Regions from separate parts of the Homo sapiens genome. Here region 1 is linked to region 2. Evidence: read pairs that join two places in POLR2A ChIA-PET (ENCODE). Cell type or tissue: CD4-positive, alpha-beta T cell. All regions are shown on one strand. Links, peaks and the distances in the headings refer to the core of each region. The heading gives the core; the rest is flanking DNA. Region 1 overlaps LINC00598 (long intergenic non-protein coding RNA 598). Region 2 has its middle 5.4 kb from the start of LINC00598.

What was found. ChIA-PET counts read pairs that join two places held together with the same protein. Peaks named below come from ENCODE experiments on the same cell type or tissue, not always from the same donor. Only the 100,000 strongest peaks of a DNase experiment are listed, where the experiment ranks them.
Region 1: POLR2A ChIA-PET joins it to region 2 with 10 read pairs; 6 of 35 experiments call an interaction of 5 or more read pairs at or near these places.

What each region holds. Positions count from the first base shown.
Region 1 is chr13:40,420,547-40,425,926 of GRCh38, reverse strand. The region is part of intron 6 of LINC00598 (long intergenic non-protein coding RNA 598); the gene reads left to right. Among named protein-coding and RNA genes, the nearest start is that of LINC00598, 58 kb to the left of the region's middle. In CD4-positive, alpha-beta T cell, for the core only: no CTCF peak of the experiment used is centred there; no DNase peak of the experiment used is centred there.
Region 2 is chr13:40,483,677-40,489,056 of GRCh38, reverse strand. No RefSeq gene overlaps it. Among named protein-coding and RNA genes, the nearest start is that of LINC00598, 5.4 kb to the right of the region's middle. In CD4-positive, alpha-beta T cell, for the core only: no CTCF peak of the experiment used is centred there; DNase peaks (open chromatin) are centred at 3,296, 3,696 and 3,816; H3K4me3 peaks cover 577 bases; H3K27ac peaks cover 3,240 bases.

The DNA of each region.
Region 1 (5,380 bases), core at 273-5,272, 63 kb after region 2:
GCTTTGTGGACTCCCAGGTCCCTTTGGCTTCTGACTGCTCTTGTTAAATGCTCGTGTCCTAACTAGGAGGCAGGGGCCTCAACCCTGGGCCTGAATTAACTTTAGTAGAAATGTTGGACGATAACATGGTCTGAGAGATATGTTAGGGTCTATGAGGGAGGAATAGCGGCTGTGTGGCTCTTAGCAGATTAGACTAGTTTTAATTCCATTTGGTGGTCCGAATTTGCCCTTCATTAACTGCATGATGGAACATGCATCATGTTTACTGCAGGCTTGCTGTGCGCCAGGCATGGTGGAGGCCTGCAAATGCAGGCAGGGCTGAGGGCTCAGAGAGTGGAAGCCTCTGGGGGCCCTGTACGGTCAGCGGTGCATGGGAAGGGCTACTCTTTAGCAGGAGGCTCAGCGAGGACCTCTCTGATGTGGGCCGACCAAAGGGACAGGGAACAAACAGCTCATTCTGAAGCCTTGAGATGAGAGCAGGCTTGGAGTGGAAGGAGCAGCTGGGGGGTCAGTGTGGCTGGAGCAGGGTGAGGTGGAGGGTGGGGTGGGCCAGCCAGGGTCAGCCAGGCTGCAAGGATGAAGATCAGGCAGCTACTTTGCATTTCATTCTGAGTGTGATGGAAAGCTACTGGGGGCTTGGAGCTCTGAAAGATTCTTTCTTTTTTTGCGTGTACATTTAAAGGGTACAAGTGCAGTTTCGTTACATGAATATTTGCGTAGTGATGAATTATGGGCTTTTTGTGTACAGACATTTTTCAAAAGCAGATATACAACAAAATCTCAGAAATCACCGCTAAAGAACTTATTCATGTAACCAAACACCACCTGCTCCCTAAAAACCCATTGAAATAAAAAATAAATTAAAAAATCCTTGAAAAAATACCATACCACTCCCAACAGTTTTATTTATTTATTTATTTATTTTATTTATTTATTTTTTTGAGACGATGTCTCGCTCTGTCACCCAGGCCGGACTGCAGTGGCGCCATCTCGGCTCACCGCAAGCTCCGCCTCCCGGGTTCACGCCATTCTCCTGCCTCAGCCTCCTGAGTAGCTGGGACTACAGGCGCCCGCGACCGCGCCCGGCTAATTTTTTGTATTTTTAGTAGAGACGGGGTTTCACCGTGTTAGCCAGGATGGTCTCGATCTCCTGACCTCGTGATCTGCCTGCCTCGGCCTCCCAAAGTGCTGGGATTACAGGCGTGAGCCACTGCACCCGGCTAGTTTTATTTATTTTTTAACCTAAAATATATGTTTGAAAAGTAAATAACAAACAAAAGAAGAGATACAAATGACTTAGGTTCTTCAAGGATCACTCTGAGGGAGGGTGGCAGCTTTGACTAGGGTGTAGTGGAGGAGCTGAGAGTGAGTGGTCAGATTTGGGATTTGTTCTGAAGGCAGAGCCAACAGCATTTGCTGATGCATTGAGCGTGGTAGAGGAAGAGGGAGTTGTTTGGATGAGTAACTGCTGTGTCCAGGATGTGGACATCTGGAAAAGTTCAGTGGCCATGGGTACTTCAGGAGGTTCAACCTGGGGAAGTTACTGGCAGGAGATGGATGTCAGGAATAAATGCCTTCTCTGCAGCCTCTGCAATAAGTCTCAACTCTGCTACCTGAGTTATCTTTCTAAAGGAGGTTTAGTTATTTTCCTTTGTCCCAGACCAACAATATGTCCCATTGTCTTTAGACTAAAGTCCAAGCCAGCCTGTGGCCCTCAAGGCCTCAACCTACCTTGCCCATCCATCTCCAGCCATTTCCTTCCCTGCTTGTTAATCTACGACCCAGACACATCAAACCAGTCTTCCCCACTCAACCACCCCGTGATACCACAAATCTCACATCCCCTGACTTGGTTCATGCTCTTTCATGCTTCCCTACTTTTCAAGAGCCTTTTGAAATATAATTAAAATTCTGCCGTCTCGAAGTTCACATCCCCAATTCTTCACAATGGAATTATTTCTCTAATAAAACTTGACTTGTACGTTTAGTCTAGTCTTCATCTAATTCTTCTTTGTAACAAGTTAGATCTCTAAATATATACAGCTGTCCCTTGGTATCCTTGGGGGATTGGTTCCAGAACCCCCTGCACATACCAAAATCTGAGGATGCTCAAGTCCTTTATATAAAATGCTGTAGTCATTTCATGTAACCTGTGCACTTCCTCTCACATACTTTAAATCATCTCTAGATTACTTACAGTACCTAACACAATGCAAAGGCTATGGAAATAGTTGTTATTCTGTATTTTAAAAATTTATATTTTTAAATTGTTTTTATTTATTTATTTGACTATTTTTCCATCTGTAGTTGGTTGAATTCACAGATGTGGAACCCTTAGATGCAACGGGCCAACTGTATTATATATATTTATATTGTATCTTTGTATGTATTGTGTGTTTTGTGTTATAGTCAAATAGCATGATCATATTATTTTTATTAACATACTGTCTCTGGTATTAGATTAGGCGCTTCTCAAGGACGAAGCTGCATCTTACTCTGTATCCAAGTTTAAGCCAGATTTTTAGACTCGCAGTAGATGATTTGAAGCACGTTGATAAGTAAAATTAGGAAGGGGCCAAGAGAGCCGTTCTGGAGCATCAATACCCTCTGATTACAGCTATTGCTGGTAGAAGGGGGTGAGAGTAAAGTGCTTTTCAAAACCTGTAAATAGGGCAGCTCAGTTTCAGATGCAGCTATCGCTCTCCAAATAATCTGGCGGTCCACCATATTCCCCAGCATCCTTTGCGATCAGATTGGTCACATAACTAGCTCTGGTCAAAGAAATGTGAGTGGGAAATCAGAGTGTCACTTCTGGCTGAGGTGCTTAAGAGCCAGTGCTGTCTCTCATCTCTGTCTTCCCCTGCTGCAGTGATCCTGCAGCCATGTGGTGCTAGGTAGATCACAGAATGAGTGGGGCATGGATGCAGACTCCCCAGAGGGAGGAGGGCCCTGCCATCTCCTGTCAGACTTTGCAAGAACATGAAATCAATCGTTTGCCAAACCACTGTGATTTTGATGTACTTGTTACATCATTATAGCCTATTCTGACAACTATATCTTCTCAAAGTAAAGCTAGTAAAATCTCACACCATGGATGTGATTAGCCACCTGAGAAAGCTGTGTAAGAATTGGTCTATCTGTAGAACTTGCAGACATCTGAATCAGATTCCAGGTGATTCAGAGAATGAGCTCATGGAGGCAGAAGTAGAATATGATTGTAAACAAAGCAACAGCAGAAATCTAATCAATTGTAAGGTAGTGTGTTTCAGAAGGGGGATATAAAAACAGAGATGAAGAGCCAGTAGTTGGTTGTTTCCTTGAGAGAGGGTGTCTCCTGGCTGGATGGGGGAACAGCATCTGAGCCCTTGAGAAGATGTAATTGTACTGTGGAGATGGACATACCAGGCTGTTTTGGCCAATAACATAACACACCCAGGTTTCATAACTTCCTGCTCTTGTTGTGAATCCATGCCTGCCTTTTAACCTTTGATAATTCTCAACTTGCCATTAGTTCAAAGGAGAGAAGGTCCTCATGTGCTATCACATGTATTAGCTGACTTAATTGATAGATCATTCTCATTGTGAATTAATTTTTCAGCAATCTGTTATTTGTACTGGCCTTTGTTGCCAGGTCACAGGTGCACCCCAGGCACTGTCACTTAACATTGCTCCATGGGGTTGTGCATTGTACAGCATATGCAAACTTTAGACGTGTCCAGGGACAGAATTGGTTGGAAAACGTTCAGCTTTGTAGATATGATCTCATGAACCTTTACATTAAGGCTGGAGGCCCCCAAACACACTCTCATGGAATTTTCTCCTTGAAAATAAATTTGACTGTTTAATGGAAAAACTTACAGATCCAACCAAAAAAACAGACTCCAGTTTTGTTCATGTAAGTGAATTTTAGGGAGGAGAGTCATGCAAACGTAGTATAACTCTGCTGTTTTCCACAAAAATCTCAAGAAAATTTTGAATCACCAACAATAGGTATATCGGCAGCTGTGCGTTTGAAGGCTACCAACAAATCCATACTCATATATAGTTATTTCTCAAGTATGGTTCATATGAGAATCACCACTTGGAGATTTTCAGTTCTCTTTTTATCTTTCTAGTTTCAGATTTGAACATACTGAGTTAGGTTCTCATATCCCAAACACCAAGTTCCAAACTAAAAACAGAACAAAAATCTTTGTTACTTTTTTAATTGTAAAAACAATATATATATATATATATATATATATATATATATATATGTTTCTAAAAGAGTAGAAATATAAAAAATAGAAAGTAGAAACCTTCCTACTTCCATCCCCCAGAAATAGCCACAGTGAATATTTTGGTGAATATCCTTCCAGATCTTCTCCCTACACATATACAGCCATATGTGTTATTATTTACACAAATGGGATAATTTTATGCATGCTGTCTTGCAGTTTGCTTTTTTTCCTTTCAGCAACATATCTTGGGCATCTTTTTCATGTCAACGCACATTTGCATTTTTTAGTGGCTGCAGAATATTACATTTTCTGTGTGTACTATAATTTATTTAGCCAATTCCCATTGGTGGATATGTGGGTTGCTCTTAATTTTTCACTTTTATAAGCAATACTGAAATGAATGTTCTTGTGTGTGTATATATATATATATATCTCCTTGGGTACTATATGGTACTACTATAGTTAAATTTCAGGTAAGAAAATATCGTTTCAAAAGATTTCCATATTTTACATTTTAATAGCTTTTACCAAAAAGTCTGTGTCAGTTTACACCCTCATCACCACCATGCTAGCATCTTGGCTGGAATTGCATTTTGATAATCTTATGTAATAGAAACCCCAGGACTAGTGTCCACTCTGCAAGGCATCATTTTTGACTTACTAAAATATAAATATTACTCCATAGAGCTCCATTTTAATTGTGGTTTCACAGGGACAAGACAGTAACCGTGTTTCCCATACTGAGTGGCGATGCCTAGGGTAGACCTGTTATCTGGCAGCTGCCTAAATGGCTGCCCAGAGGCTTTCAAAAAGTCTCATCCCCTGACTACACATACACTATGACCACTGCACATGTACAAGGAGGTTTGTCACACTGGCCGGAGTGGGAAGTGCTTTATTTTAAGCCCGCCTTTTGCAAAGAAGTCTGTGGGGTTAAAATGGAAAAAGATCCTTAACTTCCATACTTGCAGGCCCTGCATCCTTGGGTGTGTCACTAATTCTCTGAGCTGATTTCCTCATTGGGCAAATGGCGTCCTGTGAGAATTAACTGAGAAAGTATATGCAACTCCCTTCCACAATGCCTGACACGCAGTATTTGCTGCATAGAGGTTTCTGGTGTGAATTAACCCTCTTCTGACTATCTTTATCAGCTCAGCATC
Region 2 (5,380 bases), core at 332-5,331:
GACTGTCCTCCGTGGAGGGAGGTGAGACAAGACAGTAGGTGTTTTTGTGACCCCTGGTGCAGTGAGAGGCACCTTTCTTCTGACACAACCTGCCCGCAAGAGCCCTCACGTGGCAACTTGCCTTCCCCTTGAGGCGCCCCGGGCCACTTGTGTGCTGGGCCCCTCCCCTGTGTTAGCAGAGAAATCTCTAGTCCTTGTGGGCCGCTCACCGTGGCTCACGCCTGTAATTCCAGCACTTTGGGAGGCCGAGGCGAGTGGATCACCTGAGGTCAGGAGTTTGAGAGCAGCCTGGCCAACATGGTGAAACCCATCTCTACTAAAAATACAAAAATTGGCCAGGCGTGGTGGTGCGCACCTGTAGTCCCAGCTACTCGGGAGTCTGAGGCAGGAGAACAGCGTGAACCCGGGAGGCGGAGCTTGCAGTGAGCCGAGAACGCGCCACTGCACTCCAGCCTGGGTGACAGAGCCAGACTCCGTCTCAAAAAAAAAAAAAAAAAAAGAAAGAAATCTCTAGTCCTTGACTTGCAAAGCTTCTGTCCAGAACTGCTGGGGTTCACAACCCATGTGTCCATTAACTAGCTAGGGGATCTTGGGTACATTCCTTCATGGCTGGGTGTCTTGTTTTTAATCCACAAAATGGGAGAATAATGATATCAGTCTTGCTAGGAGGATCAAATGAGTTAAGACAGTCAAAGCACTTCAAACAGAGCTACGTTAGCTATTATGAGTATTATTGTTAACTTTAGTGTGCTGTGAGAGGGTGGACCCTGCCTGGGTTACAGGGCAGCAGGAAGCAATTTGGTTCAATTCTCTTGAATGTGGGAGAGCCAGGGGGTGGTGGGCACGCTTCTACTGCAATCTCCCTCCTTCCTTGAAAGATTTGTGTGGGTCAGTGGACAGGAAACAGATAATTCTAATAAAGGAATGGCCTCCTTGCTACTTTCTGAATAAATTCCAAATCCCTTAGCATGGCATTGAAGGCCTGCCCGGGATCTGGCCTGGACTCATCGCAATAGCTCTGGCGCACGCAGTGGGCATGGAATATGTATGTGTCTCCTGAGTATGGACCCGTGAAAGCCTTTTCTACCCTCCTCCCCCAGAGGCCACCAGCTCTGGTTTATTCTCACTGCTCCTAACACCTTGAAACTTCATGCCTCCATGCATTATTCTCTCCAAATTTCTCCTCCTAACAGGACCCATTTCCTAAGTTGCCTTTACCCTAAAGCCTTTTTTGGAGTCTTCCCCTCTTTCACCTTCAAATTAAATCACATCTTCTCTGTACTGCATTGTTTACCCCACTACCAAAGAAGTTCGAGCCTGGGCACGAGGGCTCACACCTATAATCCCAGCACTTTGGGAGGCTGAAGTGGGAGGATCATTCGAGGCCAGGAGTTTGAGACCAGCTTAGCAACACAGCCCGACCTTGTCTCTACAAAAAATAATAAAAAATAAATTAGCTGGGTGTGGTGGCGGGCACCTGTAGTCCCAGCTACTCAGGAGGCTGAGGTGGGAGGATCACTTTAGCGCAGGAGTCGAGGCTGCAGTGAGCTATGATGGCGTCACTGCACTCCAGTCTGGGTGACAGAGGGAGACCCTGTCTCAAATAAATGAATAAATAAATAAATAGATAAATTTTAAAAAAGAAGTTTGCGTGTGCGTATGTGTGCGTTCATGCATTTGGATGCATCCCAGCCACCTGTCTTTCTCCCAGCCCATCTGCCAAACAGCGCTAGAGGGATAATTCTAAAAGCACCAGTTGAGCCCTCCCCTCTGTGTTTTAACTGGCTGCTGTAATTAATGCCAGCACGTGACATTTGTTATTTTACATAACCCTCACGATCTATGAGGTGGGTATTATTATGCCCATTTTACAGATGAGAGGATGGAGGTTTAGAAAGATTCAGTATTTCTCCCAAGATTGCACCATTAGTACAAGCAGGGATTCCATTTGAGTGTGGCTGACCTCCCAAATCAAGGCCTCTGACCCTTAGCTATACAGCCTGTACTGCACTCCACGGGTCAAAAACCCAAAATGAGAAACAGCCACGCTCCTCAGCAGACGCTGAAGCCTCGGACCTGGTTTCCAGCACTGCCCTATGTGCATCATGGTCCAGCCTCATGGGTCCGTGTGTGTTACCTAGCCAGCCCATCTCTCTGGGCCTGGGCCATGGAGTTTCCTACTGCCTCTGCCTGGAATGTCCAGCTGCCCAACCACTGTGAAAACAGTGAGTTGGGTCAAGTGTTAGCTCCTTTGGGAAGCCTGCTCTGCCTCTCCCTCTCTAATCTTCGGGAATAATTAGGGGCTCCCTTCCTGTGCCCCCTCCGGTCTTCCCCAGCCCTTCCTGCGGGCAGCTGTGTGCTCACATGCCATTCCAACCCCTGGACAGTCTGTCCCCAGAGGTCGTGGGCTTTGCTGTGTTTGTCCTTGTATCTTCGAGCCTGGCTTTGGCCCTGACCACACATGTGTGGCACTGTAAATGCTGCTGAAGTAATAGAGAGTTGGGTAAATGACGATCGCTTTTCTGCCTTGCTGGCTGCAAATCCCACCTTCACAGAGCAGGCCCAGAACATTCCCATGGTGCTGGGCCACCAGGGAGCCGTTTGGGGAAACCAAGCTAATATTCTTCTAATGTTTAGGAAAAATAGGCGGTTTCACTGCAGGTTTCATCGCAGGTCACCTGACTGGCCTCGAGGGCAGTTCAAGTCTCTACTTAAACACCTGAGAATGGATGCTGGGCCACTCCCTGGGGATCATTTTGCCCCATGCAGTAATTCTACCAATCTGGGTAGCAGAAAGGTTAAGTGACTTGCTCAAGGACCCACAGAACTAAGGGAGAGAGCTTGGGATGGGAAGCAGTGGCCTCTGTGCTTTCTGCTCTGGGACCCATTTCTCAGCCCTTGGGAGGGCCCACTGAGGGTGGGGTGCGGTTTGGGCTGGCTTTGAAATCCTTGGGATCGTCTGGCGAAGTTGAGAACAGGGCAGCAGCCTTGCTTCAGAAGTCTTGGGGCTGCTCTGGGTACCTGAGCTGCTGCCCCGGCAGCAGGAAGTAATACTTTTAGAGCTTTAGCCCCAAAACCTCAGAAACTTTTTGATGATGCATTAAATGTCAAGTATATTGTTGAGAGGTGAAAAAAAAAAAAACCCAGGTATCAGCCTTTGTTACTGAGATGACAGGAGATAGTAATATTACAGGAAGTCATACTGTCAAAATAATAGAGAGGGTAGTGTCTAGGGGGCCACACCTTATAATAACTGTACTTAGTACAAAGGAGATTTCGTGTGCACCTCCGCATCTGTGCACTCTGAGGTGGAGCCCGGAGAGGAGGTGTAGAGAGAAGAAGGTGGAGTCTGCTCTGCGGGTATCTTTGCTTTGACATACAAAGCAGAGTTTAACTCAAAGACTGCTTTGTCTGGGGACAGACTACTCAGGCTTCAGGCCAATTACCATGAAAATTCACGTTAAAAAAAAATGCGTAATTGAAGCAAAAGGATTTTTAAATCTTTTTTTTTTTTTTTGCCTAAATGATTTGTCTACTTAGATGATAATTTCCAGATAATTGCAGCATTTTGGAACTGGAAGGGACTCTAAGGGGTCATTTTTCCCCACTGATGAGGGCTTCACAGCCTGCAGATGGACTTGGTTCAGGTCCTCAGCTAGGTGATGGCTCAGCAAGTCTGGCCCCTAGGCACCCTGGCCCCATGCCTGCCACTTCCTGCGGCCACACCCTGCCCACCCTCCCATCTCCTTTCCAAATGAGGTAACTCCCTGGGCAAGCCTTCTGTTCTGTAGGACAAGTTATCTAGCCTAGCCCCTGGCATGGTATAAGTCCTGGACACATGTTTGCTGAGAGAATAAACATGAGTTGGGCAGGAACTGGGCCAGGCTCCTCCACATGTTGTATGTGAAGCCTGTAGGTAGAGCTGGTTCACAGCCTGGCTGTTTAAACATGCAGGGACTTAGGCTGCAAGCGGGTGTGGACCGCATGGTGTGTTTGGAAGCAAAGCAACATTCACACGCTGTAGCGAAAGACATCTCCCTTCCGACTCCAGACGGGAGCTATTCTCTCCCTTATTTCTGTCTCTAGACCTGACCCTCCTTCAAGCCTATCTCTCCAGCTGCCTGCCTGGCACCTCCACTAGGATGTGCAGCTGGCATCTCACACTTGACATGGCCAAACCAGTCTTCTTCCATCTTCTGCTCGGTTACAGCATTTATCTACTCATTAAATCTAAAGAGTCGCCCTTAGTTCTTCTGTTTCCCACTCCTCCAAGCACACTCAATCTACCAGCAAGTCCCATTGGCTTTGCAGTAAAGAATATACGTCAGATTGGGCCACTTGTCAACCCTCTACCTCTACTCCCCTCATTCAAGCCACCACCGTCTCCCTGAGCTCTGGGTCCCGCAGCTACTCCTATTCCGGGCAGACCCATGCTTGCTCCCATCCCTGGTCTTGGCGCCACTGTGCCATCTTCCTGCACGCGCCTCCTGCCTCTCGGATGGCTGCCTCCTCCTTGGCATCAGCCTCCTCTTGGCTCGGACATGACCCATTACAGAGGTCCTCCCCGACTCCCATCTGAGAAAGTCCCCCTGCTCCCCATTACTCATCACTTTACTGTTTTGGTTTTGTGTTCAGGACACTTATTACCATCAAACACTCTCTTACTTACTGATTTGTCTGCTGTCACCTCCCCATGCTAAAGGGTTAATCTCCAGGAGGGCAGGGACTGTGTCAGCCTCACGGCAGGAGCTCAGTCAGTGCTGCCTGCAGTGAGCAACACACTGGCATCTACACAAGTCTCTGCCCCCTCTTCCTCTCTGTCATTCGCCTGTATATGCCAAACAGCTGCTGAAAAGCCAGAAGAGGAGTTCAAGGACACTCACACAATCTTTGAAAAGACATGGGTTTTATTTCCTCTCCTTACCACCATGGCAGTGCGAGGGGCAGCGTTTCTGCTCTGCGCACCTCCATGGAGGCACGCACACAACCTTGCTGTGGTCAGCACACCCTCATCCTCACTCCGCTAGTGAGAAGACCCAAAGCTCTGCAGGGCTCGGGAGCACAGGTGTGTAGGCAGGATCCGTGCCGCGGCTCTTGCTAGCTCTGCTGCGAAGTGGTCCCACGAGGACAGTCATTCATTCATCATAGGGAGACTAGGAAAGGCTTGCAGCTTGGTTCTCCCATCTGCCTGGGTGCTCAGTGCTTACTGGCAGGGCCGCTGCGGCCTGGGCGTGTGGCTTTCTTGCCTGACTGCACATGCGTCTGCCAGTGGCTCTCGAGCACCCATAGAGAGCTTCCTTGTCCAGGCTTCTTGCCAGGACCCAGGGCTGGGGACAAATGTGCAAATGACAGGGACCAGCTCTGTAAGGAAGCAACAACT